2 separate regions of the Mus musculus genome follow, and region 2 is linked to region 1. The links are chromatin contacts, found by Hi-C in ENCODE. All regions are on one chromosome and are shown on one strand. Each heading gives the region's core, a stretch centred on a gene start or an enhancer-like site at or near the end of the contact. The rest is flanking DNA. Distances are from core to core; before and after follow the strand shown. Region 1 holds the start of Zfp42 (zinc finger protein 42). Region 2 holds the start of Spcs3 (signal peptidase complex subunit 3 homolog (S. cerevisiae)).

The links. A loop is a pair of places that touch in the nucleus more often than their neighbours do.
Region 2: a loop to region 1 is called in a map of T-helper 1 cell, with 31 times the contacts of the local background. The contact joins the promoter of Spcs3 here to the promoter of Zfp42 in region 1. A Hi-C loop is called at or near these places in 2 of 37 maps with a recorded cell type or tissue (T-helper 1 cell and T-helper 17 cell).

What each region holds. Positions count from the first base shown.
Region 1 is chr8:43,305,341-43,309,488 of GRCm38, forward strand. It overlaps Zfp42 (zinc finger protein 42), which reads right to left and starts at 1,669. Exons shown (of 4, transcript NM_009556.3): 1 at 1,501-1,669.
Region 2 is chr8:54,528,178-54,532,325 of GRCm38, forward strand. Spcs3 (signal peptidase complex subunit 3 homolog (S. cerevisiae)) reads right to left here and starts at 1,821. Exons shown (of 5, transcript NM_029701.1): 1 at 1,586-1,821; 2 at 165-238. The coding sequence starts at 1,728.

The sequences.
Region 1 (4,148 bases), core at 419-2,918:
TAGCTAGTAAACTGTGAATTAACAAAATGGTTTCAGACAGAGAAAAGGGCTCACGAAAAACTTCCGAGTATGCGATGACGTACAGAGGGACACCATCACTCTAAGAACCATCCAGGACCTGTCTCCGCAGACAAAAGTGCTCGCCCCAAAAATACCGTCCCCGGAGAGGTGAGATTAGATCCCCCAAATCCCCGGCTTTAGCAAGCAGTATGCAGACACTGTAAAAAAGAAACTGAATCATGGCTGTAGGGAACCTAGGATAAAAGTTTTAAGTAGGGAAAGAAGCCGAAGTTACTACAGAAGGCCGTCATATTTACTACAGGAGGAAGCCATAGTCACCACAGAAGCAGTCGATCTTTCCCCGCTTTGGTTTTTCGAGACAGGGATCCTTTCTCTAGGCAGCCTGGCCGTCCTGGAAGTTGCTTTCTGGACTTGGCTGTCCTCCAACTCAAAGGGATCCTCCTGCCTCTGCCTCCCGGAGTGCTGAGATTACAGGCCAAGTGAGGCCGCCGGCGCCACCACTCGGTGTTAAGTCGTAATTCTTAGAAAAGTTGGTCGGTAGTATGGCGGCCAGGGTCCAAGTGCAAAGGAGCCTGGGAATTCTACGGAAAGCCATTTGCGTTGCAGTTCAACACCAAAGGAAACCATTATAGGGTGTTAAGTTAAACCACTATTCTGGATCTACTACTAAAGGACAACAGTGAACAGGGAACTCCTCAGGCAATTTGAGAACCAAGCAATCTGAAGGTTGGAATGCAGACTGTAGGAAGCAAGAGGAAGTTCTTTCCGGCTGGATGCTTGATTGGAAAATGGAGTGAGGAAACTGGAAAATTAAGTAAAGAAAATCAGTAATTTAAAAAAAAGCTGTTCTAGCCGGGCGGTGGTGGCGCACACCTTTAATCCCAGCACTTGGGAAGCAGAGGCAGGCGGATTTCTGAGTTCAAAGCCAGCCTGGTCTACAGAGTGAGTTCCAGGACAGCCAGGGGTATACAAAGATACCCTTTCTCGAAAAACAAACAAACAAACAAACAAACAAAAACAAAAACAAAACAAAGCCAAAAAAATGCTCTTCGATTTTCTTTTTCTAGAATAATCTATTGAATTTTATAGAGGTAAGTGGAGAGAAAAGGTAGGTGCCCTGTTACCTCGCTAATTTAAACATTTTCATATAAAATAGATCTAGGGAATTGAGATAAGATAAAAGCACACGAACACTTGGAACAAAATTTGAAACAGAATTTCAAGGAGATTCCAACCTGAATTCCCACTTTCCTCAATGTGCATCTACTGTGCTCCTTAATATGTTTGAAAACGTGATGGCCAATGGACCAAGGTAGCTGGTGATCGATGCAGTCTGAAAGCCAGCATTTATTTGCCAAGATCTTCACCAATTTGGAAGAGTCAAAACTCTAAATTGCTGGTTTTCAAACCCTTCCCTCCTCCCTTTCCTCATAACGAGAAAAAAGACAAATCCCAGCCATTTCATGAAACAGGACTTACCTAATGCCCACAGCGATGCGATGCGCTCTACCTATTTCCTCCTTGGTTTCCTTTCTGAAATCCCAAGAAGAAACTGCCACTCGTACCCAGAGCCACAGTGGAAATCTAGGCGGCTAGGAGTTCAGCTCCTTGGACCCCTCCCTTTTTAGATGGACGAACTCTGTTCCGGCCACACTTACGGAGTAACTAACTCCGAGCTGGGTAGGCTGGAATGCCCAATGAGAAGCGCTCAAGGTGGGTGTGGGCGGGGATGTGGGCGGGCCCCTGGCCCTTCAGGTGACCCACCCAGAGCTGTCCCCTTGTCTTGGGTCGGCGTGGAAGGGTGGGGCAAAGACTCTTGCTCAGTTATGCAAATGCCTCTTCAGAATCCCGATCGCCTGGCCTTGAGACTCAGTCACATCTCAGTACCTCTGTTACAGACTTGTAACCGAATTTACACAAGCAGAGGATGCAGTTTCTACCTACCTACCTACACACACACACACACACACACACACACACACACACACACACCGAAAACTTTCTTTACACTTTCGTCCCATCGCCACTCTAGACCCCAGCCTCTCCCGGACCCCGCTACAAAGTACACTAGTTGCCTGAACTTTTTCCAGCATTAATGTGACTGCTGGATTCCCGCAAAGCAACACAACTCACTTTGAGAGCGTGGGTCATGCAGCGTTCACCACTGACTACAAACGGTCTAGTGAAATTTAATGGTTCGTATAAATACGCCGGGCACCATTAAGACAAAAACCAAATCAATATTTAAGATCCTCTTACATTTAACCTGAGCTTTTCTGTAATTTACTTATCAGGGAGGAATCGGTCATTTATTCTAGGTTTTTTTTTTCTTCTTTTGAATAAAATTCAGTTGTGAGATCGAAAAAAATTTTTGACTGATGAAATTTTGACTATTTATGAAGTGTCTCTCATTCCTCTGAATGGAAGTAGGATAAACCTCCTGTCATCCCCGGAAGTGAGTTTGTGGCTGAAGACAGAACAAGGAACTGCTTTACTCCAGGTTTCCAGAACACTTCATTTAGGCGTTTTAAAAAATGCATTGGCAGCCGGCGTGGTCCACTCGGGAGGCAGAGGCAGGCGGATTTCTGAGTTCGAGGCCAGCCTGATCTACAAAGTGAGTTCCAGAACAGCCAGGGCTAAACAGAGAAACCTGTCTTGAAAACAAAACAAAACAAAACAAAACAAAAAACAAAAAACAAAAAACAAACAAAACACATTGGCAAATTCTCAACAAGTTCTCTGACTGCCTTTGCATGTGAGTGTGTGTGGATGTGAGTGTGTGTGTGTGTGTGTGTGTGTGTGTGTGTGTGTGTGTGTATGACAGAGAGAGAGAGAGAGAGAGAGAGAGAGAGAGAGAGAGAGAGAGAGAGAGAGAGAGAGAGAGGAGAGAGAGAGAGAGAACCCCCCTGGTTACAAAGTGAGGCCCTGTTTCAGTTTCCTCCCTTTTAGGTTATGCTTAGGTTTCAAGGAGAAAGCAGAAGGCCTTTCTTTTGCATTAGGTACTCAGAATCTGAGCCACACCCTTTTGTTATCAGAGCCTTAGCCTGGGCTGTAAAACACTGGACAAACTGGATTAAAGTGTAACTCCTCCTTTGGTAGGTCTCATTCCTATCAGGGTGAGGCTGTGGCAAGGACTCTCAGACTATCTGAGGACTATCCTGTCCAGCATTCGAGTCCTTGTTCCACCTCACACGTCCATTGTTGTTATTAATTTTTGTCCCATTGCAATTTTGCTTTCCTTTCCAAGTCCCTCCCCACACTCCAAAGGAACACTAAACGAACAAACTCATCTGTGGACATAGGAACTTTGCTTCCATAGGGACATAGGGAAATTTTGTTTCTCCAAAATAAGTTGGGGAAGCAATTCATCCACAAAAGAGAAGCGGGCTGTCATTTCAAGTGCATTAAAATGAGAATTTTTTCATGTCTCTTGCTTGCAAACCCAGCATTTGGGTGGGCTGAGACTGTAGGGAGATTTTTGAGTTGAGACAAAGCATAGAGAATTACAGACTACCCTGGATTAGGGATGAGACCCCGCAGCAAGCAAGCATATAAGCAGCAACAGCAAAACAAAACAAAACAAAATGTTTGGACTGCTGAAATTTTATCCATTAGCTGCTCTTAACAATAATATTGTGGAAATTAAAAATAATTTCTGCTTTTCTGAAGACCTGGGTTTGATTCCCAGGACCCTGATAGCAGCTCACAACCATCTAGAACTCTAGCTCCAAGGAACCCAACTCTGTTTCCTGGCTCTCCTCAACCCCCAACCAGGTACGTATGTGATGCACAGACATACATACATACAGGCAAATCACTCACACACATAAAGTAAAAATTTTTAAATGTTCTGGTAATTTATGTGTGTTGCTGGGCAATACTGTCATTCAAAGTTTAAAGAGCAAAACACCGTCCATTAATGTGTCAGGCTATACAGGTTTTGGCTTCATCATTCCTACGTGAATCCTTGTCCAGGCCCTGGGGCTATGATTCCTGGAATTCATTGGCCAAATTTGCAGGACCAGAATTACGATTAGAGTAGTAACTTGGTAGCCTTCAGCAAATTTCGCGGCTTCTAGAAGACTTCCACGATCTTTGCTCACAGTATTTAATACAGTTTTTAAGGA
Region 2 (4,148 bases), core at 571-3,070, about 11 Mb after region 1:
TCTTTTCTTTCCTACCTTCAACTTGCTGTTTAAACGAAGACTTAAGATATACGCACATGACTCCCAGGCTGGGGTGGAGTCATACTCCCTCTTCCCCTTCTCCTACACTCGCATCTCATTTCAAATGTACAGAAAAGGCAATGCCAGGCTTTCTTGAAGGATATCAGCTGTTATATCAAATGTGATGAATCCCAGGTCACTTCTTTCTCTAGGGCCCGTGAAGTCTTCTACATTTTTTCTAGAAGTAAAGATAAAAGTTTTACCATCCCTCACAGTATCACACTAAACGTACACAACTTGAAACAGGAAGGGCTCCTTGTGTGCAGAAGTCACACCCAAGTTTAACAGCGAAATCGTAAACTTAAGAGTAAGCTTTTGTCTGAAAATAAATATTATAATTCAATACAAGAGAAGGCAGTCAGTGGTTTTCATCTGCCTAACGAGGAGCCCTGAGAGAACACAAGGGAAGAGAAAAAAATAAAACTAAAAAGAAAAACGGAAACACAAATACTTTATGCGGAGCAGGCCACAAGATAATCTGGAACGCAGCACCTGATTATAAGCACATGCCATATGTCAGAGCCAACATGCACTTTCCACAATTATCTGAAATCCATACAACAATCCTTCCAGTGACTTTCTTCACTTACAACAAATGTTAACACCTGCGACTGCAAGAAACCTGTTTAAGATCACAATGTTTAATATGTTTCAAGTTTATCTAGGTCACCACAGAAGGTGATGGCAGGGCCGGTATCTAAGCTACGTCTATTTAAATCACCAATAGTACCTAACAAAAAGTGTTGGGGATAAAAATGAAAAATCAAAAGCAGCAGCAGTAGTAAGAGGAGACACTTACTGGTGATTCTGACAAACAAATTAGTAAACCAAGGCTAAAAGAACGGGCAGATTGTAGAGGACAGTTCACACAGAGCATACAGGAATTAAAACCACTGCGTGAAAGATAAAAGTGCCAGAAAAATGGAGGGAAATGCTATAAATAAAACAGGCAGTACGGGAAAAGAACAGTCATTTCGAAATTCTATTTTTAATGTCTCCTAAGACTTATTCAGGTTGCTGGCTAAAGAATGACGTTAAAAATAACAAGAAACTGGGATGTTTAAACCGCCCCTGTGCATCCTGCACATCCTAACTTCAAGGCAGCAGCTGCCAAGTAGTGTGTCCACGAGGGACAGACAGACGTCTTCAGGGACTGTCAAAGAGAACCAACTGGGGCTGGACGTGACACCAGAGCCACCCACCGAGGCGCCTGGATGGACACCCAGGCCAGGGGGGACTGGGGACTGGCTGAGGTCCCCACGCGCGCTTGCAGGCGGGGAGGCGCCGGGCGGAAGCGCGGGTGTGGGTGTGCTGTTGTGTTGCTCCCTCATTGGCCCGGGTGGGTGAGGGACGTGCAGAACAGGAAGGAAGGGGAGCGCTGACCCAGGCCACTCGGGAGACGACCGCGCAGGGCTGGGGTCTGAGGGCCCCGGGACGCGCGTCCGCGGAGTGGACGGCCCGCGGCGAAGCCCTCGGGGACCGCGCACACAGCCCCGGGCGGGGCCGGCCGGCCGGCCGCACTCACAGCATGATCCGCGAGACGTGCAGCCGCACTGGGACGCTCCTGTCTTTGAAGGCGGTGGTGATGAAGCAGCCGAAGGTGAGCGCCGCCATCACGCTCAGCGAGAAGGCGAACAGGGAGTTCGCGCGCGACAGGACGGTGTTCATCGTGGCGACCTTTCCCTCCCGGGCCCCGGCTCCCACACTCGCACTTCAGGCTCTGCTTCCCGCGGCCGACCAGTCCCCGCCCACCCGCGCATCGGGTGCGCACGTCCCGCCCCGCCCCCTTTCCGGTCCTCCGACGGGAGCGCGCACGCTCCCACACCCTCTGGGTCCCACCCACTGGGCGGCCGTGCACGCGCCGGAAGGCGGTGCTTTCAGTGAATCCGCCAATCATCAAAGAGCACGGGGGTTGGGCTTTGCCACGGGGGTGTGGGGGGAGACCCGCCTCCTCCACTGCTCAGTTGTTCCATGGCCTCTGTGGCTTGGTAGGGAAGTAGCATTTTGCGAGTTGACCTTCAGTTAAGTTTATAGGGACAGCGGCCCCTTAACTGTTCTGTGGTAGTCACTTTTCAAAACGCGTGGTCCCAGCTCACCTCTATCAAAGCTGGTAAAGTTGGACATTTTTGGAAAGGAGGAAAAATGAAATCAATCAGGCACCTAAATAGCAGTCAGGGACACCAGTGTTGGTATGCAGCCTTCGCACTAGACAATTAGTCAAATCCCTGTTGCTTTGCTTTCAACAGAGAACCGAACCTCTACTTAAGTTACGTGTTTTATACCACAATCCCAAATATTTCCACTTATCCAAAATAGGTTGTTGTACAACAGCTGCTGTAAACCATGAAACGGTGTTAATGAGAAACTGATATTGATTAAACTCCTCTCAGTCATTACCATGCAATTAATTTTCATACAGCATACAGGCAGGATCATTAAGAATTGCCTAGTGCATATTCTAGGCCTCGAATGGAGAGTGTAACAGAATAGACCCTGGCTCAAATAGAATAGAGCCAATAAATGAAATATGTAGCAGTTATAGTCAGAGTGGTCTTTAGATGTGTTTAAAACCTTGGTTATTCAATCTCTCGGGTAGCCACACTGTATTCAGTGAAGGAAGGTTTTAATAAATAGTTACTGTGCTGCAAGTGAGACACAAAAGTATATTGATCACTTTGTATAAACCCTACTGAGGTTTATAACTGAGTAAAGTTATCAAAATCAAAGCAGCAGCTTAAATTATAAAACAGGTATAAATACTGAGGGATGCTACATAGTGCTAGAGACAAAATGAGGAAGCCATGTATGTGGTGAGACAGAACAAATCAACCCACACACTACCTAGTATTATTACTATAGAGTAACTTAGAGAAAGGATGCCTCTTGTTACAGATGATGAGTGCCAGGATACATGCTATGAAATATACTGAACACTTAGAGGTATATGTAAGACACACCCAATAATCTGTTCCCAGTAGGTAAAGAAGTACCTGTGAAACAAAAGACTGAAGTGTACCTGGGAAAGTAATGGCCTGTTGGATGCTGTGGAGATATTTAATCTCAATTGGGGTCTTAACCCCACCTTTGATCATTCAGTTCCTGGATAAAAAGACACACACAACCTTTATATGTATATTAAACTCTAAGCAGCATAAAAGCTGGGCAGATATCCATCCTCTGTGGTATTAGAATCTACTTTCCTATCAATAACCCAGAGTTTTTACTTACTATGTTTCATGTGGGCTGCTTGTAACTCCAAGCCCACAGGGCCATGACTCCTAACCCTTGTTAACTTTCTCTTCCTCCTTTCCTCTTCTCTCTGCTTGTGCTTCTCCCAACAACAACAACACCCCCTCCCCCAGAGCCCGAGAACCATAAAACCTGCTTATGTCTCTTCTGCCCAGCTATTGGCTGTCAGTATCTTTATTCACCAATGAAATAACTTGGGGGCAAGGTCACACAGCTCACTAGGTTTAGACTCCCTCTTCTCCAAGTCTTGGGGACCCACACTTAGCATTACAATACAAGCAAATGGCCATACCTCAACAATTATAGAAAACCTGTCTGTGAATACTGTAGAGAAAAATGAAATCATGAACTTTGCACATAGTGATGCAACTAGAAAACATCATACCGAGGAAGGTAACCCAGACTCTGAAAGAGAAACTTCACATGTTTTTGTTGTTGTTGTTGTTGTTGTTTCTCATTGGATGCTCCTAGTTCCAAATTTTCCAATGTAAATGCATAGCTTGTAGAAACCAAGAAAGCAAAATAGGAGCATTAAAAGGCTGGGGAGTTGGGGAGCAATAGAGAGAGGGCTAGCAGGGTACAAGTAATCTGATCAGGGAACTGGGAAGAGGGGTTCTTAGGGAGAGAGGGAGATGTATACAGAAGGTGGGAGGATGTTAAAGAGGAAAGGCAGAGTACAGTGATCTGATAGGGGAAGGGTAAAGGTCACTTCTCCAGGGAAGGAAAAGGGGTAAATGCAAGAAGGGAGGAAGACAAGAAAAACAAAAAGGATTTCTAAAAAAGCCAAAGGAAATCATACTGTTAACTATTTACCTAAAATGATCTATTATGCATGTAAT